Linked DNA regions of Mus musculus: region 1 is linked to region 2. Evidence: chromatin loops called from intact Hi-C (ENCODE). Cell type or tissue: gastrocnemius. All regions are shown on one strand. Each heading gives the region's core, and the rest is flanking DNA. Links, peaks and the distances in the headings are about the cores only. Region 1 holds the start of Gm52096 (a long non-coding RNA gene). Region 2 has its middle 9.3 kb from the start of Arhgef3.

Evidence for each region. A loop is a pair of places that touch in the nucleus more often than their neighbours do. Peaks named below come from ENCODE experiments on the same cell type or tissue, not always from the same donor. Only the 100,000 strongest peaks of a DNase experiment are listed, where the experiment ranks them.
Region 1: a loop joins it to region 2, with 3 times the contacts of the local background. A loop is called at or near these places in 4 of 42 quality-filtered maps.

The regions. Positions count from the first base shown.
Region 1 is chr14:27,379,375-27,395,226 of GRCm38, forward strand. Arhgef3 (Rho guanine nucleotide exchange factor (GEF) 3) reads left to right here. Exons shown (of 10, transcript NM_001289687.1): 3 at 217-387; 4 at 4,780-4,842; 5 at 6,471-6,567; 6 at 6,719-6,795; 7 at 14,559-14,816. Gm52096 (a long non-coding RNA gene) reads right to left here and starts at 4,280. Exons shown (of 3, transcript XR_003951012.1): 1 at 3,532-4,280; 2 at 3,140-3,209; 3 at 355-439. It overlaps Gm34702 (a long non-coding RNA gene), which reads right to left. Exons shown (of 3, transcript XR_383310.4): 2 at 10,896-11,073; 3 at 6,779-9,492. In gastrocnemius, for the core only: no CTCF peak of the experiment used is centred there; no DNase peak of the experiment used is centred there; H3K27ac peaks cover 1,317 bases.
Region 2 is chr14:27,318,764-27,334,615 of GRCm38, forward strand. It overlaps a transcript of Arhgef3 not described here. Among named protein-coding and RNA genes, the nearest start is that of Arhgef3, 9.3 kb to the right of the region's middle. In gastrocnemius, for the core only: no CTCF peak of the experiment used is centred there; no DNase peak of the experiment used is centred there; H3K27ac peaks cover 1,935 bases.

The DNA.
Region 1 (15,852 bases), core at 2,494-10,493, 61 kb after region 2:
TGCCATGGTTCTTTAGTTCACTCAGTGTCCAGGTCACACAGAGAGATATGTGAAAAGGTGCATGGGCGGCAGAGGGTTCCCACTCCTTAAAAGCTTTGGCCATGCCCTTCCTTTCTTACAGATGATTTGTGTCTGTCAGCAACAGGAAGTTGCTCAAAACAGATCCACCCAGTCCTGCTGCTGACCCTATGGTGGTTTCTTTTTGTCGTTGTGTAGCGGTCCATCAGCTTCCGCAGCGAGAGCCGCCCCGACATCCTTGCCCCCCGAGCTTGGTCCAGAAATGCCACCTCCTCAAGCACAAAGCGGAGAGACAGCAAACTGTGGAGTGAGACCTTCGATGTGTGTGTCAATCAGGTGCTCACGGCCAAGGAGATCAAGAGACAGGAGGTAAGCTCGGGACCCCTGGAGCTGCCTGTGTGTCTGTCCATCAGAAGGTTCCCTGCAGACAAGAATCAGTTTATCAGCGCTCAGAGCCAGGTCTCGTGGGGAGGGATAATGTTGTAAAAAAAGCAAGCGATGTTGCAATATTGAAGCTAAGTGTCCGGTTAGGATTCATCCACTCACAAAGACAATCATCTTCATTTTATTTATATCTCTTACCTTTTATTGTTATTATTTTTGTTTGTTTGGTTTGGTTTTTGCTGTTGTTGTTTTGTTTTTGTTGGTTTTTGTTTGTTTTTGAGACAAACTCTCTCTTTAGTTCTGGCTGTCTGGAAACTCACTATATAAGCCAGGTTGGCATCAAACCCAGAGATCTGCCTGCCTGCCTCTGCCTCTCAAGAGTGGGGATTAAAGGCATGGACTACCGTGCATGGCTACAGTCATTTATATTTTTAGTAACTTTTAGGAAGTTTTAAAAAATATTTGGCTTTTAGAACTTTGGTACACCTTTATAAAGGAAAACTTCTTTCTTGTGGAGGACAGTTAATTTGCCCATAAGTTTTCTATAACCCCATCTCTAAGTGGCTGTGATGGCACCCCCTTCTCTAGAGGGTTTGTCAGTACAGCTTTGCTCGCTTCTTCATACATGGTGCTGCAAAACTTGCAGAGAACCCTTTGCTTTTCCTCCTGTGTGCTAGGATTATTGGTATTCACTAGTATACTGGTTCTCTCTCTGTCTCTGTCTGTCTATCTGTCTGTCTGTCTGTCTGTCTGTCTCTCTCTCTCTCTCTCTCTCTCTCTCTCTAAAACTACCTGAGGACCCTGGCAAAAGGGGTACTAGGAGCTATTGAAATACTCAAAGTACTATATGGCTGTAGAGATTGAGATGGTGTGTTTGTGTGTGTATGTACGTGCGTGCGTGCTTGGGTAACTTAGTAGATGAAGCAAGGCACAAAACAGTGCTACCACATATCTAAAATGATTGTGTGTATGTATGTGTGTGTGTGTATGTATGTATGTACACACACACATACACACACACATACATATTATATATATATGAATGAATTTGTGTGCATGCATGAAAATATTTCTGGAAGGATGCCTAAAATATTGGCAACAGTGTTTCTTCCTGAAGTTCCTGGAAGAAGGGCCTGAGAGTGCAGGTTCTTTCCAGGGTGTCCATTCTGTGCGGTCTGTGTTGGGTACCATATAAATGTATTGCCTATCAAACAGTGACTACAGCCTTTAAAGTAATGCAGGCACCCTCCAAAGTCCCATGTGGAAACATGACAACATCTTATGTGATATTAGGACTGTGGGTTTGATCTTCACCTGTGGGGCATGCAGAGTCTCATATCCTCAAGCAGAAGGGACTACGCTGCATGATGACTGTCAGTGATGGAAGCTTCAGGCTGGGTGGGTAGCCTCTAGTAAAACCCAGGGGGGATAACAGCAGTCAGACTTCCGCACTGTCCTAGTTTTTTGTTTGTTTTTTGTCAACTTGGCACAGTTAGCTTATCTGGGAAATGGAAACTTGATTGAAAAAAAAAATGCCTCCATCGGATTAGCAACAGGCAAGTCTGTGGGGTGTTGTCTTGATGAATGATTGGTCTGGGAGGGCCCAGCCCACCATGAGCAGTACCAGCCTTGCACAGGTGGTCCTTTATAGTAGTAGAAAACAGGTTGACAGGCCAGTAAGTAGCATTTTCCTATGACAGTGGTTCTTAACCTTCCTAACGCTGCGACCCTTTAACCCAGTTCCTCATGTTGTGGTAACCCTCAACCATAACTTGTTTTCATTGTTACGTCATAACTGTAATTTTGCTAATGTTATGAATCCTAATGTTGATATCTGACATGTGATCGAAAAGGGGTTGCGGCCCACAGGTTGAGAACTGCTGCTCTATGACCTCTCTTCTAGTTCCTGCCTCTGGGTTTCTGCCTTGAATTGAGCCCTGAGTTCTCTCCGTGGTGGACTATGATCCGAGAGTTGGAAGAGGAAATCAACCCTTTCCTCCCCAGGCTGCCTTTGTTTATCCCAGCAACAGAAACCAAACTAAGATATGGCTCTCCCTGCTAACCCCTGGGGAAGGAGAGAGGCTGATGGTTACTGGTGATAAGCAAGGACCAGTGATTTCATCTATCATGCTGTCTGGGTCTCCATAGAAACCCAAAAGGCCAAAGTTTTCAGAGCTGAATAACTAAGCATATGATGTTCTGGGTGCAGTAGGTCTAGTGAGGGTGTGGAATGTGTAAGTTGCACCCATAACTTCCCCTGTCCTAACTTACCTGATGCTTTTATCCTTTATGATATCCTATAAACCAGTGAATGTAAATGTTGCCTTGGGTTCTGTGAGCAGTTGTGACAAATAAGCCTGAGGGAGGGATCATGGGAACTCTTGACTTCCCAACTGTTGATGAGAGTCATGGGTCAAACTATTTGAAGTCTTGACTAGCTTAGGGTGAGGAGTCTTGGCACAGAGCCCTCATGTAGGGAACAAGATGCTGTTTCCAGGTAGGTAGCATTAGAATTGATGGCCAGGCAGCGGTGGTGGTGGTGGTGGTGGTGGTGGTGGTGGTGGTGGTGGTGGTGGTGGTGTGCCTGTTATCCCAGCACTGGGGAGGCAGAGGCAGGTAGATCTCTGAGTTCGAGGCCAGCCAGGTCCACAGAGTGAGTTCAAGACAGCCAGGGCTACCCAGAGAAACCTTATCTCAAAAAATAAAACCAAAAACAATTGAGTTAGAAGATACTTACTTAGTGCCTGCTGCAGAATTCATTGTTTGCAGTGCAGAGGAAAGTACTCATGGCGGGTGGTAGAAGTGACCTGTGTTGTGAAAATGGAGGAGGAAAAACAGAATTAGGGGGTGGAGAGAGGAGAGTGAGATGAAGAAGGTAAAGAAGACAAGGAAGAGAAGGAAGGAGAAATTGAGTTTGTAGTTTCTATATTCTCAGAGTAAACAAGATGCTATTGTGGGTGATTTAAAATTCCCTTATGTTTTTCTGTATTTTTTAAAATGTTGTTGATAACACATATATAACACATACAGTCTGACAGTGTAGAAAAAGAAAAGACAGATGAGAAAACATTAAGTCAGGGTGAACAATGGTAAGCCACAGCCAGGATTTGAACCTGGCTCTTCTCTTACCTCAAAGCCAAAGTTCTTTTCACTGTGGAATCCCATGGCTCTCCTCCCTTGGTGGAGAGGCCAGTGGTCAGTATAGTTGATGAGCAAACGGCTAAGGAAACCAGAGGCAAATCCATATAAGATGCCAGTGTTGGAGACAGCCAGCTGATGGGTACACGGGACGTCTGTGCAGCTTCTCATGTGATAGTGATTATTTCAGTAAGCCATGACATGAGGCTTTGCTGGGCCTTGGGGAAGGTTGTCCCTGCAGCCCAGTATCTTGCCCCACCTGCTCTGTTCCATTTCGTGGCCCTCTGGTCCCTAAGCCTCAGGATGGCAGGCATGCCTGAAAGCTGTTGACTCCTCCTCTCCAGCTGGAAACAGTACAGTTGCTCCTGGATCATCATCAGAGACTTGTAGTCCTTTAATACCATAATGTTTGCCCAGTGTTTAGATTCCCAGATGAGAGAGGGTGTTCTGCACATCATAGCTCTTTAAATTATGGTGGCCTAATGGAGCCACATTAGAACTGGTCCATTTACACACTCACAAAGAGCCAGCCCCTCTAATCTTATTGGGACTTGAGAGTGGATTGACCCCACCAGATTCTATTTACAGTAATAAACTGTTGCATTCCTCCTATAACCCCAGTCTTAACTAGATGATAGGAATATAGCTTTCTGCTGAGACTTGCCTTCTTTGGGTAAAAGAGAACAGCGTGTGATGGTCTGGTTAATAACACTGCCAGGTCCATTTGACACAGTTCCTTGTGTTGGATTTCATCAGAGTTCTGAAACATCGCGGGTGACTGTGTAGGTTAGAAATACACGATTCTCTCACAGGCAAGGCTCTGCCTTGAAGCTTTTAGCTACAAGAACATTGCTTCAGGCTAATTTACCTATGACTACTACTGCTGCTACTTCTACTGCGTTACCACTACAACACTACTACTAAACTACTCTTTCCTTCCTTTCTTCCTTTCTTCTTCTCTTCCTCCCCATCCTTCTCACCCTCCTTCTTCCTCCTTCAGATCCTCACCACCAACAAATAAGTCCCCCCCAAGCCCCTAACTCCATTTCCATATGAAAGAGGAGAATCTTAATCTGCAGGGTATTAAACCCAGGTGTTTGCACACACTCAACATATACTTCCCTGAGTATTACCCCCAGGCTCATCTAACTTAAGGGTATTTGGAGCTTTGAGTGTTGGTACTTTTTGAATTTGGTCTCATAGATGAAAGAACTAAGCCAGTCTATTTTTTCCCTGCAGGCGATCTTTGAACTTTCTCAAGGTGAAGAAGACTTGATAGAGGACTTGAAATTAGCAAAAAAGGTAAGCTAAGACACCATAGCTGTTTGAGTCGCTCCGTGTTTATCTCTGCCCTGTGAGTCATCTCAGAGTCCTGAGATGATGCTTTTGAGTAGCCTCTTTATGACTAACTCAAGTCACCAAAAAATGAAAAGACCACAAACCCAGCAGCAAAGGAAATGGCTCAAAGCAAGAAGGCAAGTAGCTCTCTACACTGGGCACCTGCCGGATGCCTCTGCATGTCTTAAATCTGAAAGTGCTCATGGAGGCCTGATTTTGTGTGCATTTCATTGTCCTAGAAGTCTCTCTTGAGCTTCTCAGGAGGCTGAGGAGGAGGGCCTAGAGTATGAGACCAGCCTGGGCAACACGTCAAGTGCCTGTCTTTCAAAACATGTCAAACAAGGAGTGTCACGTAGAGTCTCTTTGTTCACCATCACTTAGAGAAATGGGTCTCTAAATCAGGATAAAGACATTTGAGTCGTGGAAATGGGGAAAGCCAAGGGTTTGTATTGTATAAGTTAGGGTCTTTCATATGGAAATGGAGTTAGGGGCTTGGGGGGGTTATTTATTGAGTAGTGAGGATCACATTTAGATGAAAATATGTTAATCAGCAGCTATGGGAGGAGGGTAGAAACCCTTGCCTTCTGTCATGTACATTCTTGACAACAAATCTCTCCATTCTAGTGACCTTCCTATTTTAAAAGCTCAATTCAGGCTGCTCCGGCTTTTTTGTTATGTTTTTGAGGGAATCATGACATTGGAAGAATGCTTCTTACCTTAGGGTCCTCCGTTCATCATTTTGCTAGTAGGAAGCTCTTCCTCCTATACTCAATTAGCTTTATACAATTCCCTGAAGGAAAGAGTCGACATCCCTGTCTTATTTGGTATATGTCTATGTGTAGTCTACATGTATGTATGTGTATGTGTGTGTGTGTTCATGTGTATATGGTCACATCTATGCTTGTGGGTGCCAGAGGCTAACGTCATGAGTCTTCACCATATTTACTGAGATTGGTTCTCTTGACTAAACCCAAAGCTCATCAATATGGCTACTAGTCTGGTTGGCTAGCCTGTGCTACAACTCTCTTACCTGTTCACCTTCCAAGTGCTGGGATTGTAGAAGGGCCACCATAGCCACCCATCTTTGATGTGCATTCTAGAGACCTGAACCAACCAGGATTGGCAAACAGTTTTCTGTCTGCTTAACACCAATAGTGAAGGATCTAACCACTTTTCTTTTCTTTGAAAAATGTACATATTTGAAAAGGCCTGCTGTTAGCTAATTTTAAATAAAATGGGGGGGGTGCTAAAGTGTGCAATCATGTTTACTTTCGGAACTTTAAATCAAAACTGCTCTCCAAGCAGGATTTTTGCTTCTTCCTAGATGTAGGATATACTAAAGTGTAGAAGGGGGGTGGGGGTGGGGGTGGGGCGGGCAACAAACTACCTTGGCTTATCAGTAGTCACAAAAGGCTGACGGCAGAACTCAATTCTCTATTTTTCCAACCACACCTGTCTGCTGTTTGCATGGCATTGTGGGAGAACTTATAGGAAGCCAGTTTTTTTATTTTTATTTTTTTTATACATTTGCACAGCAACTGGGCTCCTCTGCATTTCAATATTTCTGTCCTTCTCTTGCCCGTCTTTCGCAGGCCTACCACGACCCCATGCTGAAACTCTCCATAATGACGGAACAGGAACTGAATCAGATTTTTGGGACCCTGGACTCTCTAATTCCTCTCCATGAAGGTAGGGTTTTGGTCCCCGATGAGTCATGGCTTGTCGTTTTCTGATAGCAAATCTGTGACTATATAATCATGGGAGGAGCCCAGCACCTTCTGCCACCTCTGCTCATCTTTGAGTGCCTAACAAAATAAGCGTTTCATTTATTTCTTGCCAGAGCTCCTCAGTCAGCTTCGAGATGTTCGGAAACCCGATGGCTCGACTGAGCACGTTGGTCCCATCCTCGTGGGCTGGGTAAGAGATGTTCTTTGGTCTTGTTTGAAGATAGATTTCACTTTACCTTGAATTTTTCTTTGTTGGCAAAGACTTGATTGGTTATTATAGCAGATAAAAAGTTAAACTCTTAACATATTGAGGGTTTATGTCTTCAAAGCATGGAAACAAGTTTTTCCTGTTACAGGTTTATTTCATTGAAAGACAACATGGCCTTTTTCCAACAAAACAAAGGAAAAGAACACACAAAACTGTTCTTAGTTTCACATAAAATAAAATGACACTGGATTATATTGGATCTAGGCCAATTAAAGTATTACCATTTCTACTCTAAGTTTAAAATCAACATTTTAATTTTTTTTAAGTGCATGCTATATAAGAACCTAATCACTGAGCTATATCTCCATATCCCCTTGTTTTGAGGCAAGTTCTTATTAAATCGCCCACACTATCCCTGAACTCACTTTGTAGTCCAGTCAGGCCTTGAATTTGGGATGCCTCTGCCTCATCCTTCCAAGTAGCTGGGATTTATAGGCCTATGACACCAGGCCTGGCTTGGCATTCTTATTCATCGATAAAAGTAGCTTTTCAACCGATTTAAGAAATCTTGACTGTGGTATAATTTATGATGGTATAGCTTTTGCTTCGAAGGTGCAAGGCCTTGGGTTTGATCCCCAGTACTAAGAGTGGGGATGGGATGGGATCCATGGTTTAAATGTAGTTTTACACGCATGCCAATGAGTGCATGTTGCTTGTAGTTAGGACATACATTCCTGGTCCTAAGTGACTGCTGGTTATACATCTGGCATAACCAATCCCTTTCTTAAGGAACTAAGATGTGACCTTAGGTTAGGGCTCATAAGATAACATTCAGGCTCTTTCTGAATCTGTGTTCAGTTGAGCGTGTAATGGTGTTCCTTTGTGTCTTTTGCTTAGACGAAGCATATGCTATTTTGTCACCATCCCAACCACTCCTATTGTATCCCGTCTTTTCCCTTCCATGAGTAAGGGATGCTCCATCCCAATTGTGTAGGGTTAGTGGTGTCCTGCATCTGTTCTGCCACAGGGCTAGGCTGCTCAGGGAGGCAGGAAATGGGAGTTTGACCGTGCTTACCCCACACTGTTGTTGGGTGGGTGTTTCACTCCTGGGCTTGGGGAATGCAGTCTGAGGCTCAGGACAGCCAGAGCTGGCCCAGGGGTCCCCGGGCCTGCAAGTCGGCCCGAGGCCTTCTGGTTCTCAGGCTCTCAGACACCCAGACACCTCTGGGAGCCTTGGAAGAGCAGAGAAAAGAATGGTGACCCGCAGGCAGAATCTAGCCTGGGGCCGAGCTTGGGCTTGACTTGGTTGTGGCCATGCCTGGGAGTGCAGAGTCACCTCTTCAGGAGATTAGATGGCAGCTGCTCTGTAGGCAAAGGCCTCCAGGGTTCCCCATGGCAGATCCCAATGAAAAGAGGCAGTCCATGGCTTTAAGGCATTTATTGTCATGGCAGAAAGTGGATGAGTAAAACTGTACCCTACTTCTCAGGGCAGGCCTGAGGCTAAATACCTTTTGCAGGGAGAAGTGTCTAGGAAGGAGAGTTTATTGGCTAAGCCTCTAAGTACCTCATTAAAATGGAGATCTGTCTTGAGGCTATGTGACCTGTAGAGGGGTTTGGGGCTTTGCCCTTATGTGACTGATGGTCACAAATCTGTGGAGGCCTGCCGCCTTGTGCCAGGAGCCTGATTCTCTGGGAACAGGGAAATATCTACCACCCCTTTAGGGTTACCAGTGTTTCTAGCCTTAGTCAACCAGGAATCAGGCTGCCTTTCACAGCCCTACACAATTCTAGATATTTTTATTTGTTATGAAGCAGGTAATGAAAGCAGACAACTTTAATGACTTCTTCTAGGCAGAATTAGGTCTCTCCATCCCTCTGATGGGGCTAGTATTCCAGGACAATGGGCAGGGAGTGTACTGATAGAGAGGGGTTTTAGGTATTATTAATATACTGGTATTCTCTTTCCAGGTAAACTTGTTCCTCACCTTCCTAAAACCTTCTGGTTCTCACTGACATTACATGAATGTGCCCAAAATTCTTAACATTGGTGTCTGACCTGATGCCTCTCAGTTACTGCCAAGATCTGGAACCTTCGAAGGGTTCTATGACTTGGCTTTAGTTCAGAAGTCAATTTTAGTACCAAGGCGGAAATATCTCAAGAATATCTGCGGGACAAGTAATGTTCTCAGCTGAATAATTTAGATGAAACACGCTTTAATATTTCAGGAGAGATCATTCATCACGAACTTTTGACTTTGCGTTCTAAGTCATGGTATTGCTCTAAACTTCTTCAACCCACAAAGACCTTCCTCTAAAGAGAGTGGGTCAACTGGAGTCAGAAGTGGTTCAATGTGTTTTTAAACTTCCTCAGACTGTGGACTTCCTTCAGAGTTAGCAGGGCTCCTGCTCTGTTTTTTATGACACAGTAATGTAGAATGGTGGTGCCTCTTTAAGCAATGTGTGCAGATTGTGACAGTGTTTCAGCCTCAAGCTTGAAGATTTAGCCTCACTTTTTTTCCTGAAATATACTTTTGTCTCTAGTGTTATGGGGTTAGTTTGGTCTGGGAAAGGCTTTAGCAGTTGTGTCCTGTACATATCCAGAGGAAGTGTGACCATGCCAGTCAGTTGCTGTCTGGACCCTCCAGGCCTAAAATGGGGACTGGAAGCTTGAAGAGCATCCTGAAAGGAAACAAGTGGCCCATTGTTAACAGATCTCATGAGAAATGGCCCTTACTTATGACCAAAGTGCAGCTAAGTGCTTTTCCTCTTTAATCTGTTTGAGTTCTACCCTTTTTAACAGAACAAAATGAACATCTTACTGGACACTGAATGAGAAAAGTCAGAGTCCATTCAATCCATGGGAAATTGAGTTATTTTCCTGCAAAGGAAAAAAAAAAAAAAACTTTTGAATGAGTGAACTGCCCCCTAGGACAGTATCAGCCTTTGCCTGAGACCATAACTAGTTAGAATCCATAACTTGTGCTTTGAAGACTTTAAATGGAAGGCTTGGTTTTCTTGGGGGAGCTGCCCTGGTTACAGATGCCAGGAGTTCCCTTCAAGCAGGTCAGCCTATTTGAGCAAGCATCCCATGTCGCAAAGAAACAATGTCCCAAGTGACTGGCCTCAGGAATAAAATAATTTATAAGCTCTCCAAGGCAGAAAGTGGGTGCTCCTGCCAATTTAGGTTCTGGTTCCTTTTTAATTCTGACGAGAGAGAGACAGGGTACATGAAAGTAAAAATCCAGATTCATTCATGATTTTTTTTATGATAGACTTTCTAAAAAAAATAAGAAAAACAGAAAAAAAGTGTTATCCATATATACATATACATGTATACATATATATGTATATACACACACATACATATTCCATATATTTACCATATATATATGTGTGTGTGTGTGTGTGTGTACACATATGGGTCTTTTACATTTTTTATTCTTTGACAGTTTCATACTTACACTGAATTTTAGTGGTTTTGCCTTCTGCTCCTCACCTTGACCCACCCCCCTCTCCCATTGACACCTTTCCACTTCCCAGCAAGTCCTTTCCTCCTCTTCTTTTCTTATTTAATTATAGTTGAATTTAATTATAGTTGTTTGCACAAGAGTGAGTGAGCAAGTCACCAGTGGCTTCTACCACTGAAGAAAGTGACATCCCTCCCCCAGCAACTACTAACTGCCCAAAGGGCCTCAGGGAGGAGTGGAGCCTCGTGGCCCCACCCCCATCCACCAGGAAATGTTGATGGGCACAGTCTTGTGCAGATCTTGTACAGATGGCCAACTCTGCAGTGGCCAACTTGTTCAACTGTAACCCGAAACCTGTTCTGGTTAGCTCCTCCCCTTAAAGGCTAGATGACTTAACATCTCTTTAAACAGATGATCAAGAACTTATTGGGGGAGCCTTGGCCTCATGGGCACCAGCACTCATGTGAACTTAGCCCCCCTCCCCCCATATGCATAATTAAGATAATAAATCTTTTTTTTTTTTTTTAAAGAATGTATATGGGAGAGCTTAGGAGGGGGGATCAAGCATTCAGGGTCATCTGCCTTTATACTAAGCTCAAGATCAGGAAGGGGTACCTTGTTTCCAGAGATTCCAGTCTATTTCACCTACTCGACGGTCAGTGAACATCATATAAGGAAAAGAAAGGATCGAAGAGTCAGATGATGGGTTAACCGGCAGCAAAATGATATCTTCTGACCATGGCACATCTGTTTGCTTTAATTCCAGATTAGACGCTCCAGAGTGAGACCTTATCTTAAATAATAACAATGTAACAACAAAACAAACAAGAAAACCATAGATTGTAATAATAGCTAGTACTTAATGCTTCTTACCCAGAGGGTAAACTGTGGGCTGTGTATTTTATACACTTTATCCCATTAATGGGGAAAGGCTTTTATTATGGCATCTTTTAAGTGGAGAAAGAAACTGTGGTACAGAATTGTCACCCACAAACACCTAAGGTTTTTTTTTTAACCTGATGCTAGATTCCCAGAGTCTGTTTTGTTTTGTTTTTGCTTTTTTAAACTGCTGAGCTTTTACCTGCTTTTTAAAGAGCTTGCATACATATTTGGGCATCTGTCTACATCCTGAGTCATGCCCAGGAAATGAGCACCCTTTCAGGTGTGAACAAAGGAGCGGAGCTTAACTTGGCTCCCATGGTAGCTAGCAGCAAGATCAGAGAAAGTAATGGTCCATTGGACGGGGCAGCCAGAGTTCCTCGGTAGTTCATAAACACGGGTCATTTCCAGGCCTTTAAAGAGGCGAGGAAGTGGAAATGAAATTAAGAGGGCCTGAGGTGGTTTTGAACTGATTCTGAAGATCTAAATTGTAAGCATCACGAGGTGGGAGGCGGAGACAGGGTACCAATTATCATTACTTCAAAATATAAGCTTGAAGAGAGGATTTTCTGCAGCTGTTTTAACACAAACCGAAAGGTTGTTTTGTGTGTGTGTTTGTTCGATCAAGTGGAAGGAAGGAAGACACTTCCAAGAAGCCAAGTCAGTAATGACTCTTTTAAATACTGCTTCTCTGGAGACGTTTTCTACCCTGTGATAAGGAAATAATTTCAATAAGAAGCATAAAAACAGTGGCAGAATATTTCAAACCTTCAAATGCTGCCGCCACTTGTATGTCTGTTGACTTTGTTCCTTTGCGGTTTTGTTGTTGTTTTTATATGCGTTTGTGTTGTGTGTGTTGTGTGGTTGTGCATGCATGTGGGTATTCAAGAGGACACCTTGGAGGAGCTGCTCTCTTGCATGTGGAACTCAGCTTAGCTCATGAGAGTTTGTTTCTTCTCACTGTCTAGGTCCAGGGGATCAAACCTGGGCTTGGCAGTAAGTGCCTATTTTATGCCCCCTTTCTTGTTTGTCTTTTGAGACAGGATCAGATTGTGTAGCCCAGGCTGGTCTTGAACTCTCGTCAGTTCCTGCCTCAGCTTCCTGGGTGCTAAGATTATATGTTCGAGGCACCGTGCTCAGCATTTTGTTTGCTTTGTGTGTTTATTTATTTATCTAATCAACTTATTTATTCTTATGTGGTTTTGATTCTGATATTCTCTTTGGGAGAGCATTGATCCCACACAGCTAACCATTTTCTGCTCCTATCATCCATGAACCTATATTTGTTCATCCAGAATACAGATTGTATTGTTTAATGGTACAATGTAAAATCCTGAGGATGAAAAAACAAAAGAGACCTTTGTCACTGTCTCCCATTGAATGCTACAAAGAGAGTGTTGTGGTGAGCGCGGGGTCTTCATTGGCTTCCACTGGCTGCACGTTACTGCTGTGGGTGTGCAGCCAGGCCACGGGCTGCACGTTACTGCCATGGGCAGCTTTGCACCAGCATGTCAGGGGAAGGAGCTGTTAAGAGGGAGGAGTAGAGGGGGATGAGAAGTTCTTTGCCTGAGTCTCTGATGTGGTATTTACACAATGTGACTGATGGGCATGTTGGGGAAATTATCGTTTTACTGGAATGAAGGCAGTGCAGTTAGAGCGTTCCAGTCTTTAAACTGAAACTATTCTTGCATGCTGGGCGTGGTGGCACTCACCTTTAATCCCAGCACTCAGGAAGCAGAGGCAGGCGGATTTCTGAGTTTGGGGCCAGCCTGGTCTACAAAGTGAGTTCCAGGACAGCCAGGGCTATACAGAGAAACCCTGTCTCAAAAAAACAAACAAGCAAACAAACCAAAAGAAACTATTCTTGCGTGATTGTGTGATGTGATCCAGAAGGCAGGGCCAAAAACCTTTCCCGGCCTGTCAGAGCTCCCTTAGAAGATTTTTAATAAACAATTCCTACAACTATTTTCTTTAAATCATACTATTGCTTGAACTTCTTGAGGCCCCTGATGGTTGGGCCACCTGGAATCATTGGCTCTTAAGTGTGGAAAAGCCTGCACTGAGCCACATAAGGCCTAGGCTGTGAGTTTGACCCTTGCTTTCTGTGTATGCCACCGAGTCTTATAGATAAGTCTCTTTAAGAGACTCTTCAAATGAATCTTGCTTTACAAGATAAAAGGTGGTGGGCTGGGGAAGTGGCTCAGCCATTAAGAGTACTTGTTACTCTTCCAGAGGGCCACAGTTGAGTCTCCAGAAGCCCCATAGGATGGCACACAAGCGCATGGAACTATCCTGTTCTGGGGGTTCTGACACCCTCTTCTGGCATCCATGGGTACCTGCACACACATGATCCACAGAGAGACAAGCAAAGCCATGCACATACATACACAAAAACAAACAAAAAGAATTAAAATTAAATCAAAATTTAAAAATGAAAAGGGATCTGAGGAGACGGGTTAGTAGGCAGAGTGCTTGTGTGTCAGTATGAGGATATGGGCTTGAATTCCCAGAATCTGTGTAAAGCCAGGCACAGTCTCAGGTGTCCATAATCCCAGTGCTTCCACAGTGAGAGGAGGGACAGAGGTTAGGATCCCAGAAGCTTGCAGAGCAGTGAGCCTGGAGTATTCAGATCAGCAGCAATCAACAAAGAGACCCTGTCTAAGATGAGAGCTAATACCTAGGGCTGCCCTCTGGTTTCCACATGAGTTCTGTACATATCCCTCCCCCATCATCGTCTCATTGTCATCATCATCATCATCTATACATGGAGGCACATAGAGCTCACACAAAATTTAAGAACAAGGTGCATGGCACCCAAGGAATGACAGCCAAAGTTGTCTCTTGTTCTCCAAACCCACATGAACACCAAAAAGTACACATAACATGAAGTAAATGGCTAGCTTCTCCGCCTTACTGAGGACCTGGAAAGGGTTAGGAAAATTCAGAGACTGGCGTGGAGCTCAGAGGTAGAATATCAAACATGCATGAGGTCTTGGGTTCAATACCCAACACTAATGTGAGTATGTGTGCAGGCACACGCGTGCCACACACGTACACATACATACACACACACACACACACACACACACACACACACACACTGGTCTGTATGCATCTGCAGTACTGATTCTTTTGTTTCTAGTTTAAATTGCCAGAAAAAGCTAGCAAGTTCTGATAGGGATCTCTAAAAAGTGAATGCACAACTAATAAGAGGACCTTTTTGTGTCTTGCCTGTCATGTTGAAGCGCCTACTAGTTATTTTCTTCCACCTTTACAGATAAAAGGACAGTGGCTGGGTCTGGAGACCAGTTTGATGTCTATTCATGCCTGAGTGATGCCGACTTGGCCCTTAAAGCAATGACATTGACACCCTGCCTTCTCTTTATGTTTCCTTCCCAGCTGCCCTGTCTCAGCTCCTACGACAGCTACTGCAGCAATCAAGTCGCCGCCAAAGCCCTGCTGGACCACAAAAAGCAGGACCACAGAGTGCAGGACTTCCTCCAGCGCTGTTTAGAATCACCCTTCAGTCGCAAACTCGATCTCTGGAATTTCCTTGATATTCCCCGGAGCCGGCTAGTGAAGTATCCTCTGCTCCTTCGAGAAATCCTGAGGCATACACCAAATGATAACCCAGACCAGCAGCACCTGGAAGAAGCTGTGAGTCTGCCTGTCTTTCTGTCTGTTTCTTTCCTTCTTCCTGTGTCAATCTCCGGAACACTAGGGTCGGGTCAGTAGGTTCCTTGTACTTGGGGCCCAGCAGTCTTGGGTTTCAGACCTGCTATGTCACAGATTCCTAACCTATAAAACAAGTGTTTATATAAAGTAGCTTAAGGTCCATTTGGTTGTGTGTTTGTGTGCCTATTTGTTTGTTTGCCTATTTGTTTTTGTTTGTATATCTAACACAGGCTCGGGCTAGTATAAAACTATCGATTTAGGCTGGCTTTAAACTCACGGCCATGCACAACCCCTCAGCCCCAACCTCCCAAATGCTAGGATTATGGGTATGTGCCACCACACCCAGCTCAGGTTTGACGTTTTTCTTGACAATTTTCGTGCCATTCTATCCTGGTATCAGCATTGTTAACTGTGAGAACTAAGATCTTTGTGGAGATTTTATATGGAAAAAATTGTCTTTGGTAAGAAAATGGGAATTGGCTTCTAGTTAGCTGGAAGCTCATCGTGAAGGGACATCTGTTTAAGATGTAGCTCCCATCCTTACCCAAATGCAGTAGAGTATGCGATCAAACTTCCTGTGTGCAACTGCACCCTCACCCAGCAAATGTTGCCTGAGTATGGGCTTTGCGAGGGCCAGTAACCTCAGCACTTGAGAGGCAGGGAATCCCAAGTTTGAGGACATTCTGGGCTCCACGAAAGTTAAAAACCAGCTTTTCATGGGACTACAGGATCAATATACAAGGCTTACCACCCATCCCATCTGCCTTGACCTGGTTTTTACAACTTCACACCTAGATATCCTTCCACTGGCTTCCTTTTCCCTTAGTCTCATGACCAGTGGTTCTCAACCTTCCTAATGCTATGACTCTTGAATACAGTTCCTCATGCTGGGGTGACACACACCCCCAACCATAAAATCATTTTTGTTGCTACTTCATGACTTTGGTACTGTTATGAATTGTAATATAAATATCTGATATTCAGGATATATGATATGTGACCCCTGTGAAAGGATCGT
Region 2 (15,852 bases), core at 2,569-10,568:
AGCTATGTCCCTTCCTAGCCCAGGAACTCTTAAAACGTCAGCCAGTGAGTCCTGGTTGTGTTGACATCCCCTTGGACGTGTCTGCTGAGACCTCCTTCTGTTGTTCTTACATTCAAGAGATGATTATTGAACTTCTCTTCTGTGGCAATGTTTTTTGCGGTCCTGACCGTGTGGCTCATTCAGCAGCCTGAGTTCATGGTACTCCTCAGCCGGGGGTCAGAAGTCCTGGGCTAGTCTTAGGTCCTGCTTTCAAAATAGAAGTTTGGGACGAATTGCTCTTGGTCATTGTGGCCTCTGTTTCCCGGTGGAGGCTGGCTGGCAAGGCTGAGGATGTTGCTCTTCCCTGAGAAGAAAAGATTTAAACAGGCAGGGATTTTGTCTTCCTGTCTCTCATCAGACCCCTCTCTCCTTGCTTGTCTTTAAATTCAACTTTATTGGCACGCATTGAGTGCTTTCTGTATGCAATACTCATATGTTCAAAGATTCAGAAATGTGTGTGTGTGTGTATGCTCGCGCGTGGTGTTATCGTCTCTCTGTTTTCTTTCTTGTGGAAACACTTTATCCTTTGAGCTCTAAGGACTAAGCTAGAAACTCATAAAACAATATTTGTCATGACCCTGGGCACAGGTACTGATGAAAACAAGAATTCTTCAGCTGCCACAGCTCACCTTTGTTCAGACGCCAAGCGTGTGGGTCACAGGAGAGGGGGAGCTTTACCTGTGGTTATCCCACTAGAAGAGAGACGCTGTTCACAGACAGAGAATGGGTCTGAAGGCAGAAAATGCCTTGTGGCAGAGTAGGTGGCTGAGGACAAAAGAAATAGCTAACATTCTTGGCATATCCATAGAGCTTCAGCCGCAGCCCAGCATCTGCCGATTATACTCAGGTCTGTTTTCCTTTGAATTCAGTTCTCGAAGCAACTCGTGAGTGCTTGTTGTATGTGATATTGATCATTCCTAGAGGAAAGAGTATGCTTCCTTCCCCATTATCTTCCCCTACTCCCCACCCCAGAGCATCCCAAATAAGCTCCAAGATAAGTATGTCCATTTTGGCTGCTTTGCACACAACTTCACAACAAACCCCTCAAGCCACTTCATGACTTCCTTAACTAGTTCTCTGTCTGTCTGTCTGTCTGTCTGTCTATCTGTCTCTCTCTGTCTCTCTCTCTCACACACACACTTCTTCCTCCCTCCCCTCCCTTCCCTTTCCCTGTCATATAAACCCAACAGGATTTTAGAATTCTCAATGAAATGATGGAATGAACTGAGATCCTACTGTGTCTACTTGCTAATGAATGCGTTCAGCTCTCTCCCCCTTCCTCGTGATCCTCATTCCTCCTTTTGTTCTTACCTCCTGGATATAAAATGTGATTAATGGTCCACAAGACTTGGATTGAAAAACTCTAATCCAGTACATTCTGTTTGATCACAACAGGGCCCAGGAAATTAAAACGATTTGTCCATAGCTGCCAGAGTCTGGGGGTAAATGGGGATTTTGTGGCCCTTTCTATAAAGCTAGTAGTAGAAGTAGGCACAGCTGCCTTCTGGCTACAAGAATAAGACCATCAGCATTGGAGACAGAGTTCTGGTACGGCTACTTGATTGCTCTGTGGCTTTGAATGAGTTCAACTCTTCTGGCCTCTGTACTTCTGTCTATAAGATAGGGCTGGCATTAGGTGTGGTGTGCATATCTGTAATTTCAGCACCAAGGTGGCTGAGGCAAAAAGAAGGTTTGCAAGTTTGAGACCAGCTACATAGGACAGTTTAGTTCTCAAAAGAACAAGGTAGGCTTTGCTTATCCTAGGTCTGGCATAGAACAAATGGCACCTACCATTATTACCTGGAATATGTGAACGCTGTAAATCACGATGGTGACTTTTCTTCTATACACAGTTAACTCAAACCTGGTGCATTCCTCCTTTTTTATGAACAAGAATTCAGTATGAAACTGTGGAGTTGGGAGTTGGGTCAGACATGCTCTTAGCAGTACCTATGTGTCACAGTTTCAGTGTCTGATAGCTTTTGGTTCCCAGCTCTGATGGAATTTTTTTCTCTTCTCTGGATGTTCCCTTTCTGTCCTATGCTAGTCTAATAAGCCCACTGCTGTGTATGGAATTAGCCCTGTGTGTCAGCTCCTCAACCCAGTCCCTCTCTAATTTTTACCTCCACTCTTTGAAGTCAGGGTAATTATATTATAATCACAGCAGGGGAAACTGAGGCTCCCACTGTCTGATTAACTAGCTTGATGGATGGATATATTTTTGTGATGGGTTGTAGAAGGCATCTGTGTGCTCAGGATGAGGCATGGCACAGACTGACCCTGGCCTTTCTGTCCAACTGATGAGGACTTGTATGTCCATCTAATCCTGAGACTGACCATCCAGAGAACTAGTGAACAGAGAACCAGGACCAACCAAAGTCAGCATGGGAATATAGAATTAACATTTGAGCCTTGGGCTCCCAACTCTTGTCTGATGCCATTTCAATCATTTTGCACAGGTCTTTGACCTTGGAATCTCTACTTGTAGCATCAAGTTGCCCTGCAACTTATTGATGTCCCCTCCATAGTTGGAACTTCTAGCTTTGGTGGATAAAGTACTTGAATTTGAACCCTGTCCCTGCCACTTTTCAACTATGTGACTTTGCACAAGTTGCTTGAATTGTCTCTGCCTTCTCACACTAGATGCTCCTGGAATTGACGTGAGGGCTATGCGAAGTACTCGATACAAAATGGAAGACTGGCACCTGACACAGACCCCTCCCTGGTCGGGTGTTGGCACCAACCATTGTGTTCCTTTGCCAACCTTGAGCAAGAGAGAATGACTTGCCTCTGGAGAGCTACGGTCTATAGGGGAAAAATGTTAAAAATGTTAGGATTTATTGAGAAATCCTGGTTTAATTTGTTTATAGAGACTATTTAGAAGTGTGATTGGAGGATAGCTCTGTTTGTAAAGGTTTTGCTCCACAGGTATGCCAACCTGAGTTCAGTTCCCAGTGTTAAAAGGCTGGGTATAGTAGCATGTGTATAGTAGCGTGTGCTTCTAATCCAAGGGCCTTGGGAGGCAGAGATTGGAGGATCCCCAAGCTTTCCAACCATCCAACCTAACCTAATAGGCAGGCTCCAAGCAGGTGACAGACCCTGTTTCAAAAAACAGAGAGGGTGTCCTCTGGCCTCCAAGTGTTCATGCACACATGTATACACAGCTGCACACACATAAGCCTAAGTATATAACACCAGTGTCAGAGTTTTGGGCTGGAAGTGAAGTTCTGGGTTACACCAGAGCCTGTAGTACCTGGCCTCATAGCCAGGACACATGTTCCATGCAGCAGAGAGCTAACCAGGGTCCTTCACGCCCTTAAAGGCAGAAAGAAAGTTATGACTGGAGAAAAACTTGTGAGGCAATAGGTCCACTGAAGGAGCTAGCTGTCACAGCTGAATCAGGCCTGAAGGAAGAAGACAGGGAGGGAGCCAATGCTGTTGCACAGATAACGCTGACACTATGCAGCCAAGGACTTATTTTTAAGTGACAGTGGTCTATTTTAGGCCAGCTTTATCCCACTCATAGTGTCTGTCTCCATTTTTCACCATCGTTTTCCATTTTTCTCCCTGCAGATCTTCTCTCTGTTTGAACCTCTTGTTTTAGTAGCTATGTGCTACGACAGGCCTTGATATCTGTGTGCTGGTTGGTTTTGTGTCAACTTGACCCAAGCTAGAGTCATTAGGAAAAGTGAACTTCAGTTGAGAAAATGTCTCCTCCCACCAGATTGGCTTGTAGGCAATTCTGTAGGGCATTTTCTTGATTAATGAGATGTGGGAGATCCCAGCCCACTGTGGGCAGTCCCATCCCTGAGTAGACTGTGTAAGAAAGCAGGCTGAGCAAGCCAGCAAACAGTGTTCTTCCATGAACTCTGCTTCTGTTCCTGCCTCCAGGTTTCTGCCCTGGCTTCTCTTCATGATGGACTGTAAGCTGTATGAAATAAGCCCTTTCCTCCATAAATTGCTTTTGGTCATGGTATTCATCACTCCAACAGACAGCAAACTAGGACAATCTGTATATACATTTCCCGACTACAAGAATGCTGTACTTCATTTGCTGATGAACTCTTATGAAATATTGCTATATTGAACTAAGCCAAACTATGGACTGCCTATGTCAAATGTGCTGCTTCTAGGCAAAGGTACTGCCGTCAGCGGTTGACAGTGACATTGTTATCTGAAGACTTCCTGAAGTAAAAGTGGAGTAGAGATAATTCCCCATATATACTTTCACCTTGGTGGTTTTATTTACACAATTGTAAGCATTTCTCTCTAAATCTCTTTACCATAGCATTCAAGACGCTATACCTTGGGAGGGGTGGCTTACCCAAGGTCACCTAGCAAATTGAATAGTAGAGCCAGGAGTTAGCTCTGTATGTTAGTTAGCTTTTCGCTGCTATAACCAAGATAGCCAAGAGAGCAACGGGCAGGGAGGCTTTATTTCAGCTCCTGGTTTCAGAGGGCTCGGTCCATTTTGGTGGGGAGGGTATGGTGGTTCCCCATGGTGGGAACAGGGGAACTGGGAGGTCCCACACCCCTCCAACTTTCTCCTCTCTTTCCTTTGATTCTGCCTGGGCCCCTAGCCCATCGGATGACAGATGGTGCTACCCTCTTTCTTCATAGGATGCCTCCCCTCAGCTAATTCTCTCTGGAAGTAACTTCATCCAACTCTTAGGTAATTTTTTTTTTTTTTTTTGGTTGGTTTGTTTAGTTTTTCGAGACAGGGTTTCTCTGTATAGCCCTGGCTGTCCTGGAATTCACTTTGTAGACCAGGCCGGCCTCGAACTCAGAAATCTGCCTGCCTCTGCCTCCCGAGTGCTGGGATTAAAGGCATGCACCACCACGCCTGACTGGTAATTCTTAATCTAGTCAGATGGCAATGATGATTGGCTGGCACAGGCTCTTTGTCTTCTAGTTTGTGTCAGTCTCATTTACTATGCTGCTGTCTCCATTGTCCAGCGTTCAAGTAGGCATTTGAGATTATGGAGCTAAAGAATGAATCCCTTTAAAACAAAGAAGGATGGACCGGTGCCTAAACCTATCCTTCCCCCTCCAATTAGTTGAGAAAATGGAGTGGGATGTATTGTTGATCATTCTGACTGTGTGTCTAGGATATGGATATATATGTAGCATCTCATCAAATCCTTCATGTGTTTTTGTTTTGTTTTGTTTTTTATCTTATTAGAACCTTGAAACTGGGGCCAGCAAGATGGCTCAGTGGGTAAAGGCACCTGCCACCAAGCCAGATGGTCTGATTTTTATCCTCAAGCACTAAGATGGTAGAAGGAAAGAACTGACTCATATTAATTCCTTTACATACACTAGTGTTATGTGTGCACACTTGCATGCATGAGTTTGCATATGCACGCGCGCGCACACACACACACACACACACACACACACACACACACACATTCACTCACACAGAAAAAGATAAAATAAGGCTTATTCCAATTTTACAGATGATCAGACTCTAGTTTGACATTCTGGATTAAACTGTCCAAAATCCTAGAGACGTCAAGTTAAAGACTCAGTGTTTGAGCCCAGGCTTTTCTCATCTGTGGGCTTGTATGCTTCGTTTGCTTGTACTAGGAACTGAAGGGACGTGTGTTGAAAATTCTACAAAGAAAGTTTTGATATAGGCCTTGGCAAGTGTCTCTGTATTAAAGCGCTCACCTAGCTCTGGATTTTATCCTCAGCACTGCAAAGAGGGTGGGGGTGGGGTTCGGGTGGGAGCAAATGTTGCTATAGAGCCAAGGTAGAAGGAAAACACTTTAGTCTTCGCAATGTCCCCTCACCAAGCAAACCTCTTTATAATCCTCCTGCAGACTCTGGAGCAGACTTCATGTTCTTAGTTTGTGACTTTGTAATTTAACCTTCTCTGTTAAATATTCCTTCAGGATGTAAGGCTGGGGTTAGGGAAGGAAACCTCAGTTACTCCCGTTGCTGGCTGGTATGGATGCCTGACGTCCTCGGGCCAGGTAGAAGGAGAAAGTTGGCTCCTCTCCACTCATGGAGAAGAGGCGAAGTTCAGGAATGATGCCAAATGGGTGGAGATGAGAGAGGGAGGAAAGGGATGTGGTGTTTGGACCTCATGATTCAGGAAACGTGATGGCACCTCCTTTCGGGCTGGCATGAGGCAAGCATTTAGGAAAGAATATGAGCTATTGTTGTGCGATTTTTTTTTTTCCTAATGGGGTGGGGTGGGTTGTTTTTATAAAGTTTTATGATCAGGAAACTGATGTAGAATGCTGATCCCTTTGGGTTTTTTCTTTTTCTTTCTTTTTTTTCTTTTTTTTTTTTTTCTTTTTGTCTGCCAGCATCATTTTTTTACATTTATTTTTGAATTTTGATGTCAGGCATTTCCTTTGAAACTTTGAAGGGTAAAGCATAACAAGACACTCCAAACTGCTTCCTTAGAGCAGAAACCCAACGCGAAGCTGTAGTTTCTGATCTTTTTGATAACCCCACAGGACAAATCTCACCCCAGCAAGGGGAGGTTAGTTCTTTCAGTCACTGAGGTGGCCTAACAAACGTGATCCCCTTTTAAAACATTCTAAAAAATGTGCCGAACATGTGGAAAACCTCTAGTGTCCATTAAAGTGAGGCCTGTTGTGGCAATGAAAATACAGATGGAATTGCCCTCTTCCTACTAATCACAAAAACCCGGCTCCTCTGCTATTCTTTCTCCTGGAAGATGATTTCATCCTCAAGTGCATGGTCCTATCTGTTGTGCATTGTTGGAAGGCACTAAGCCAGCGTTTGGGCATCTGGCTGCCAACTTTGGAGATGTTAAAAGCCTGTTTGGTCGCTGCAGGGCATTAATTCATAGCCTACCTTGTAAAAGTCGTGTCTTACTGCATTTTCCTGGCACCAGAGAAATCCCTATACCTACTATTGCATGTGGGCTTTCTGAGCCTGCAGGCAACTCAGGGTTATTAAGGTTCAGAAAGGAAGCCACATGATGTTGGCTCTACCATCTCAATTCTCTTACCTCTTTTCCTCCCTCCCTCCCACTCACTGACGGATGACTTTGGCAGTGTCTATGCCAGAAGCTCTCAGGCACCGCTCATGAAAGTCTAAGAGGGAGATCATGACCCTGCTCGGGTGGAACATAGTGCTCATGGATTCTGTGTGGCTGTGACCAAATACCTGGCAGGACTGCTTCAAAAGAGGAAAGGGTTCTGTTCGTCTGCACCAAGAAGACAGGGGAATTGCACAGTTCACATCTGGGAAGCAGAGAGAGGAGGATGCTGACCTGAGATGCTACATTCTAAGGGTGGGTCTTCTTTGGAAACGCAGTCACAAACACAATCAAAGCCCGCTCTTACCAGTAGTCTTCCAGATGATTCTAATCTAGTCAAGCTGTCAGTGAAGGTTCACCGTCCCAAGCGGCTAACAGGGAAGTGTTGATCCCCTTCCGTTGGCTTCCTGGGATGAACAAGTTGAGTCTAGGGATAGGTATATATCTATATCTGATTCATCTATAGTCTCAGATTCTCAGAAGGCTGAGGCAGGAAGACTGTTGGAACTTAGAAATTCAAGAGCAGGGCTGGTGAGATGGCTCAGTGGGTAAGAGCACCCGACTGCTCTTCTGAAGGTCCGAAGTTCAAATCCCAGCAACCACATGGTGGCTCACAACCACCCGTAATGAGATCTGATGCTCTCTTCTGGTGCGTCTGAAGACAGCTACAGTGTACTTACATATAATAAATAAATAAATAAATCTAAAAAAAAAAAAAAAGAAATTCAAGAGCAGGCTGGGCAGCATAAATAAGACAATGTCTCACTAAAATAATAAAATAAAATTGAATCTGCACATTCTCCTCAGCTTGGACACTTCAGATTACAGCTATGTGCTGTCTTAAACACCACAAAAAATCCTTCTCCTCTCCTCAGCCTTTCAGGTCCTATCTCAAGTGAGCAAAGATTCAATATAATCTAAGTTTCAAGGTTGCTTCCATGAATTTTAGACCATCAAGAAGCTAAGGATCAGTATCTACTTTTAAAAAGTTCTGATAGCTCATCTGATGACTTCCTAGTCTGCAACTCTATGCTCTGGTGAGTGGGGGCGGTCCATGGCCTTCCACCCCTAACGGAGGAGCTATTGAGAGTGGTGGCTGCTAGGAGAGGGGAAGTCTGTCTTCTTGAGGGATGTGATCGCTGGCAGCTGGGCTATGCTTAGGTGGATGTCCCCAGGCCCATGTGTGTATGGGCAACACTGATTGCACACTAACATACTTGAAAAAGAATGAGAGCACATGAAGTTGGGAGAAGAACATGGGGTAGGATCTAGAAGGAGTTAGAGAAGAGTGGGATATCATGAAAATTATTACTTACATGTATTGTATTCTCAATAAATAAAAAATACTAGTGAAAAAGTCATGACGTGGGGGAGGGGCATGAGGGTAGAGGAAATCTAGAAGGAGTTAGGGTAGGGGAAGGAATGAATATGATCAAATTATATGTATATAATATACATAATTATATATTATACACAATTATATATATTATATATATATATGTATGTATGAAGTTCTCAAAGAATACATTTTTTTTAAAATTTAAGATAGTGTCGCACTACATACCTCTGGCTAGCCTAGGACTCACTATCTAGACCAGGCTAGCCTTAAATTCAATGAGCTCCACCAGCCGCTGACTCCTGAGTGCTGGTTTTAAAAGCACATGTCACCATACCTAGCCATAAAAAATACTATTTAAGAAGAAATTAGAGGCTAGTGAGATGGCTCCACAGTTAAGAATTTGGACTGTTCTTTCAGCACCTGCTTCAGGGGGTTCACAATGCCTCTGGCTGCCTCATTTACCCACTGCACATAGATATACATAACTAAAAATAATATTTTTTAAAAGAAACTATTTTGGGGAAGGGAACCTCTAGATTTACCTCTTTCATGATATCTCTGATCAGCCCTATTTTAATTTCATTGTTAGATATGTGCCAGTATGGTAGAAAGAACTAGAACTGACTTGAGCCCACACACTGGGCCTGACTGGGGTCAAGCTGTGGAGATAGAGGGTCTGTTGATAGAGGAATATTGGGGTAAGCAAGGTACTCAGTGGGACGGGGAGACAAAGTGAGGGTCATCCTAGCCTGTGGGGGTCACAGAGAGCCTTGGGTGAGAGCTACAGGGCAAACCCACCAAAGAGGAAGAAGCAGATGTTAATGTCATCACCAGTGAGCACGAAGTCATGGCTGCTGCTTTCCTGCTCAGCCTTTTGCTGCCAAGACTTTTAGTTTGGTCAGGACTGTGGACACGTGAGAACTGTGTTTGCTGAGGTTGGGCCTGGATGTCAGCTGGGGAAAAAAAAAATCAAATAAGTCAGGAACTCTCTGGCTGGGGATGTGGCTCAGCTGGCAGAGTGCTTGCCTACCATGCAGGAAGCTGTGGGTTCTTTCTGCAGCACAGCATAAACTGGATGCTGTGGATGTTGCTTATTATCCCAGAATTTAGGAGGCACAAGCAGGAGGAGCAAGAGTTCAAGGTCGTCTTTGACTGCATAAGGAATTTTAAGGTGGCCCAGGCTTTATGATACAATATAATATAATTAATATAATGTAATACAATAAGATACAATAAAAGAATAAAACCCAGAAGCTTCCTTGGCGTGGCTCCCACTTAGCCAAAGTGCTCAGTTAACCTACCCCTTGTACCCTCTCCAAAGCTCTTACCATGCCCAAAGCACCTAGGACACTTCAGCCTATGTCCTCTGCAGCTCTGATGCTCCGAAGCACACCAGCCAACATCTGCTCCCAGCAGATGAGCACACACTTGCCAGGAGACCCTGAACCTGTCCCTTCTGGTTAGACTAGTTCTATAATTAAGGTCTTCTACCGAACACCCGACACACACCCCAGCCCCGGGTCTTTTTGCAGATAAACATTTCAAGCCAACAGCCTTCCTTTCATTCTCTACAGCTAATTTTTTAAAAACCTTAAATGTAGTTGTGCCTCTCGGCTACAAAGATAAGTATGTTTTTATTTGGAGCCCTGGATACCAGATTGTAAATCCAATGCCGTGTGCCGGAACATGTCTCCTGGTGGGTGGCTTTGCTGGGAGCTGAGCTGAAGTGTGGATTTGAACATTTTCTGTTGCTTCCCTTATGCACTCATATGTAGATAGCGTGTTGCCTGGCATACTCTACATCCCCAGTGAATGATGGTTTCCATGAACCAATTAATAGATTTTTCCCCCCATCCTGAATTTTGATGCTACAATATTGGGCCAAGCATCCTCAGATACTTGTGACCAAAGGTCTGTGGTTGTAGCATTGCTGATGGTAAGGGGGAGGGGCTGGAAGCCTCTGTTCTAATTCATAACAGTATCAGTCAAATATAGCCTTTGACCGTGTTGACCAAAAGTACAAATTTCTGGGCCCCTCTGCCAAAAATCCCAGTTCACTGAACCCAAAAATGGGGCCCAGGGCATGAGATTAGTAAGCTTCTTATTTAATTCTACTTCAAGCAACGTAAGAAAACATTTTCCGGACTGCTCAGATGTCAAATGTCCAATGCAGGCCCAATGAGAGTACTTTTATGTATCATTATTCACATATAATGCTTCACTTTCTTTTCATGTGTATGTCTGTCTGGTGTGTGTGTCCTCATGTGTAGCCACATACATGTGCATGGAGAGGCCAGAGGTGGGTGTCAGCTGTCTAACCTCGATCATTCTTCACTTTATTTCCCGAAGCAGGTTCTCTCATTGGAACCAAGAGTTTGCTTGCCAGCTTGTCCTGGGATTCCTTGCCTGTGCCTAAGCACTGGGATTACAGATGGCTGCCATGCTCACTCAGGCTTTTATGTGGATGCTAAGGATCCAGTCCTCATGCTTGTATGGCAGGCACTTTAACTACTCAGCCACCTCCCCAGCCCCAGTCCCAGCCCCAGCCCCAGCCCTGGCCCTAGCCCCGACCCTGGCCCCAGCCCTCACAATTCTCTGGAACCGCAGTGTGTCTTACAAGGGATCACATTGTGTACTTCTATAAGATATTTTTCTTCCTTAAGAGCACATAAAATAGTAGCAGAGTCATAGTCTGTGGCATCTGAAGGGTGATGGATGTGACAGGTTGATTATTGTAGTGTGTAGAAGAAAAATCACCTCCACCATTGAAGGCTGGATTTTAATGTTTTGGGCTCTCGTTTCGCTCTATATATGGCTAGTGTACAAGTCTCACATGTGCGTATGTTTTACCTGTAGGCTGAAGAGAAGAAATCGTTTTGGAATGAAACAAGCATTTTGAATTTTTGCCCCCGAGTATGAAATACTCCCAAGCAGATGCAAACTGTTTGTAAGATGTAAACACTCGCTGGTGGTACATAGAAAATGTGCTGAGGACTGCCTTATTTCTTTGAGTAAAATAAACCTGTTGATAGCCATCCATTCAGATGGGTAAAGATCATCAATATTAATGCAAAACTATGAGTGACACTGGCTTTTGGTCACACCACTGCAGCCAGTAGTAATCCATGGAACTACCCTTGAGAGCTTTAATCACCGAGCTTATGTTTCTCCCTCCAACCCCAGCCGAAAACGGTAACAAAAGATCTGGGAAAGGCCTGGATTTGGGAAATTACATCCCCGCTTCTCTGCCTCTGCTTAGTTGTATGTTCTTGAAACCAATTTTCACTGGACTTTTGAAATGGGTTTGTATATATGAAATAGTAGATTTTTTTGTAGACAATAACTGCACAAAACAGTGGATTTCACCATGACACCTGCATACATGTATACACTGTACATATTCACACATTTTTACCAACAGTCTCTCTCTTTATCCTCCCACTGGTCCCTCTTCCCAAATAGACTCTCATCTACTTTCATTCCTTAAAAAAAAAAAAAAAAGTAGATACTGATTCTGAAACAAAACATGGTGATACTTGTGTACATATTTGTGTGTATGTTTATATGAATCATTTTAAGAAAATTATCTGTCTCTCCTTTCTCTTGTATTCCCTTTTCTTGACATTTTTGTGTCATATGGAATCTGTCATTTGGCTATGGGTCAGGCATGGACATCAGGACAAGTTTGAGGCGAGGCAGTAGTCTGGGCTTCTTTGTACTCAGCTTTTTGTCTGCCCTGCCTAAGAAACTAACCAGTGGTCAAGATCGAAAAGACCCTCGAGGTCAAGACCAACAGCTCCTCTTGGCTGAGAGCCACATGTCACTCTGCTCTCTTAATGCAATGCATTTTACAGGTGGCTCTGTTGGCCCTTTGGATGCATCTGTTCTTTGTTGGGGGAGGCTGCCACAGGTACTATCATTACTAGCATCCCAATCCCTACCCACTAGATGCCAATGAACTCTGACATCTTGTACATTTTAAAATTTTTAAATGCATTTAGCTGAGTATAGTGGCACATGCTTGTAATTCCAGCACTTTGGAGGCTGAGGTAGAAGGATTACTGTTAGGGATTATAGCCTGGGCTCTATAGTGAGTTCTAGGTCAGCCTGGGCTCCTGAGTGAGACTCTGTATTGAAACAAAACCAAAAGCATGTAGACATGCCAAATGTAGTCAGGAGACATGGAATCATCTAACTGTAAAGCCATTCTTCTAATAAGGCAGAGGGCAAGAACTGTACCTGTTGTGGCATAGCAACACAATCAAATTTTATAGGTACTTTAAAAATTATGGCTCTTTTTCATTTTGTCAGATAGCTGATAACCTGATTAGTGCAGTCAGGTAAAGGGATTGGGTTTTTGTTTATTGCTATTGTTGTTTTAAATCAATTAGCTGGTTTTTCAGACTTGTTCCTGAAAACAAAACATTTTAGACAATGCAAGAATTAAGCCATTCAGCTGTCGAGTATCCAAAGCTGGATTTTTACCATCTGTCCTGGAGCCAGGAGGCTCATCTCCAGGCAGGAGGAAGTAACAACGCATGTGACTTTGGCTGCGCCTGTGTGTGCCATGGCTGTTGGTGTGGCTGTGGATCGCAGCACTGACTCCCCAGAGTTTCCTGCTTTTTCCTCCTCCTTCCTCCCATCAAAACGGAATGCAAAGAAAGAAGGAGCTTGATCATTAACTGGGGCCATCGGCCGAAGGAAAGGGGAGGGGAGAGATGTCAGAACATGTGAGTGCCCAACATGTGCCTGCATGACCCTGTCTGCTTAGCCAGTAGAAGACATCTCTCCAAGAAGCCAGGGAAGAAGATACAGCGGTTGGCAGGGCGGGAGGCTGAGCCTCAGCAGATCAGCTTCTGCGATGCATAACTGACTACAGAGGTTTCATCTGAAAGGCCATGTCTGAAACTGGACCACATTTAGAGTTAATACCTGCCCAGCGGGAAAGCTTAAGAATGGGGATGGGACTAGGAGAGAAGTGTCCCAGGGCTGTGGGAATCGATTGCAGGTAACACCCCATCAAGGGCTGAAAGTGTATTTTCCAACTGTAAATGTATTTTCTAACTGCGGAAGAACTCAGTGCGTAGTTGATGAATGAACGAATCACTCTTATCAATGAGTGAACCTTTAAGGAAAAAAGCATTCGAACGCTGATACTCAGGGTAGTGCTGATAGGATGGGTCATGGTCCTGTTGGTGGAGATGGTCACAGCCGCTTTAGCCTCTGAGGTTTTAGCCCCAGGGTGAGTATGGTCTAAGTAGTTGGTAGAAGGGCTCCTAGCCACATCTGCTAGGCTAAAAAGAGCTAACCACCAGTAGTGTGCCTGGCTGCAGAGCCCAACCCCTCAGCAGCACAAATGACCTGCACAGCACAAGCGAGACCACAGCTTTGTGTTTGGCATGGCTCCTGGAAATGCAGAACAGGCTTCTTTATTCCAGGCTCCAGGCTCCTGGCTCGAGAGGAGCACTGCCTGGTTGTGAAGCATTTTATAGGATTATAACTGGTTGTGCTGAAGGAGAGCTCTGTAAGGTGTTTTGTATTGTTACTTTTAGGGAAGCTGCTATTAGGCAGTGTTGCTCCTAAGCTGTAAACACACACACACACACACACACACACACACACACACAGAGTCAGGGGAGAGGGCATGGCTGCTGCTCTGCTCAGAGGAATTACTAAGCTGGTCCAACCTCCCTCAAAATCAGACACTAGCCTGGCTCTGTGCTTGAGAGCCCTCCCTCTCATAGGGCAGCCTGTTGCTAACAGTCTTTGGTTACTCACACTCCGACTTAGAGTCCCAGGCAGATTCCCCAAATCCCAAATCAGCAAATAACAAAGCAGAGGGGAGGGCCTGAACCTGGAAACAAGGCAGAAACTGCACAGGGTTAAAAAAAATACTTTTAAAAATCGTTGGAATATCCCATAGACCACATACAAAACTTGTACATCCTATTTCAAATTCCTGGCCTAGTATAACACACACACACCATTCATATGTATGTGTGTATCTTTAAGAATTTAAAAACAAGAACCCTGTTTTGGGTGGTCAGACATTCAGTCTATGAGAACTTGGGAAAATCAGACCCAAGGATACTGAGGTCATTTTGTGGCACTATTTAAGTAGTTGTGCTATTTGCAATTCTCTCTTTCTCCTTCCCTCCTTCTCTATTTCCCCAGAGGGACAGTAAAAATTTTGCTGCATGTATGTTATTCACTGATTCTATGGTTCCTAGTATTTTTTAAGAAAGGCAAAATAAGTCTTAAGAGAAAATGAACTATATATGGTAGGCTTCTTATTAATATATGATTTTTGTTTGCTGTACAGTAATTAAATGTGAGCTTCCATTCCCCTTCCTCATTTCACATTCACTGTGTGTGTGTGTGTGTGTGTGTGTGTGTGTGTGTGTGTGTGTTCCCATGTGTGTGGGTGTCAGTGGAGGTCAGAAGAGGCTATGAGATCCTTAGGAGCTGGACTTATAGGTGGCTTCAAGCTACCTGAAGTGGGTGCTGGGAATTGAACTTGAATCCTCTTAAAGAGAAGCAAGTGCTTTTAACTGGTGAGCCAACTCTGCAGTCCTCTTTTCTCTCCATTTATAAGAGCTTATTTATTATTACCATGTGTTTTTGATGTGTCACACTGCCTGGTCAGTCCTAAGAACACTAAAGCACCCCAATACCAGGGCTGTGGGAATCGATTACAGGTAACACCCCATCGAGGGCTGTAAGTGTATTTTCCAACTGGAGAACAAGGCCCAGTGAACTTCACTGGGGATCAAGGCTCATTCCCAAATGCACTGTTGATGCCCAGGGTCTTGTGGTGGAGACTGTGGGTGAGCTTGGAAGAGCAGGGCAGGGTAAAGGAAGAGAGGCTGTGGAGGCCTTGGCTCTGGGACATGTCACTACCTCTGGGCCTGGCTTGGTTGGGCACCCTTGGAAATGGGGTTTCCTCTGCCTAACACTATCTTTGGCCAAGCTTACAGGTGTATGAGCAGTTCTCACATGCCCCTTCTCATTCCATGCCTCTTGCTGCAGCTTTCTTCTTGTTGCATACTTGGGAAGAAAACCGCAGGCGCTTTCTCCAGTCTCAATAGGAACCCACTCACTTCAGAGCCCTGTTTACACATACACTCCTTCTTGACTCCAGAGGCAGTCTGTCTGTCTGTCTGCTATCTAGTCAGGCAAGATAATGAGTGGGTTTAGTGCCAGAGTGTGGATTTGGTACCTGAGGTGGAAGATCTGCAGGTTAAGCAGTTTCCTGCCAGGAAAAGTAGGAACTGCTGGGTCCTGACCTCATCTGGAAGCAGGTCTATATTTCTTCATCACACTGCCTCCTTCACACCCCAGAAGCAAAACCAAGACTCAGTACCTCTCTGTAACAACACCCTCCGTATGCAGACCTTTCACGGGAGGAGAGAAAGATACTATAGCAAAGTTTAAGAAATGTTATTTGGAGGAA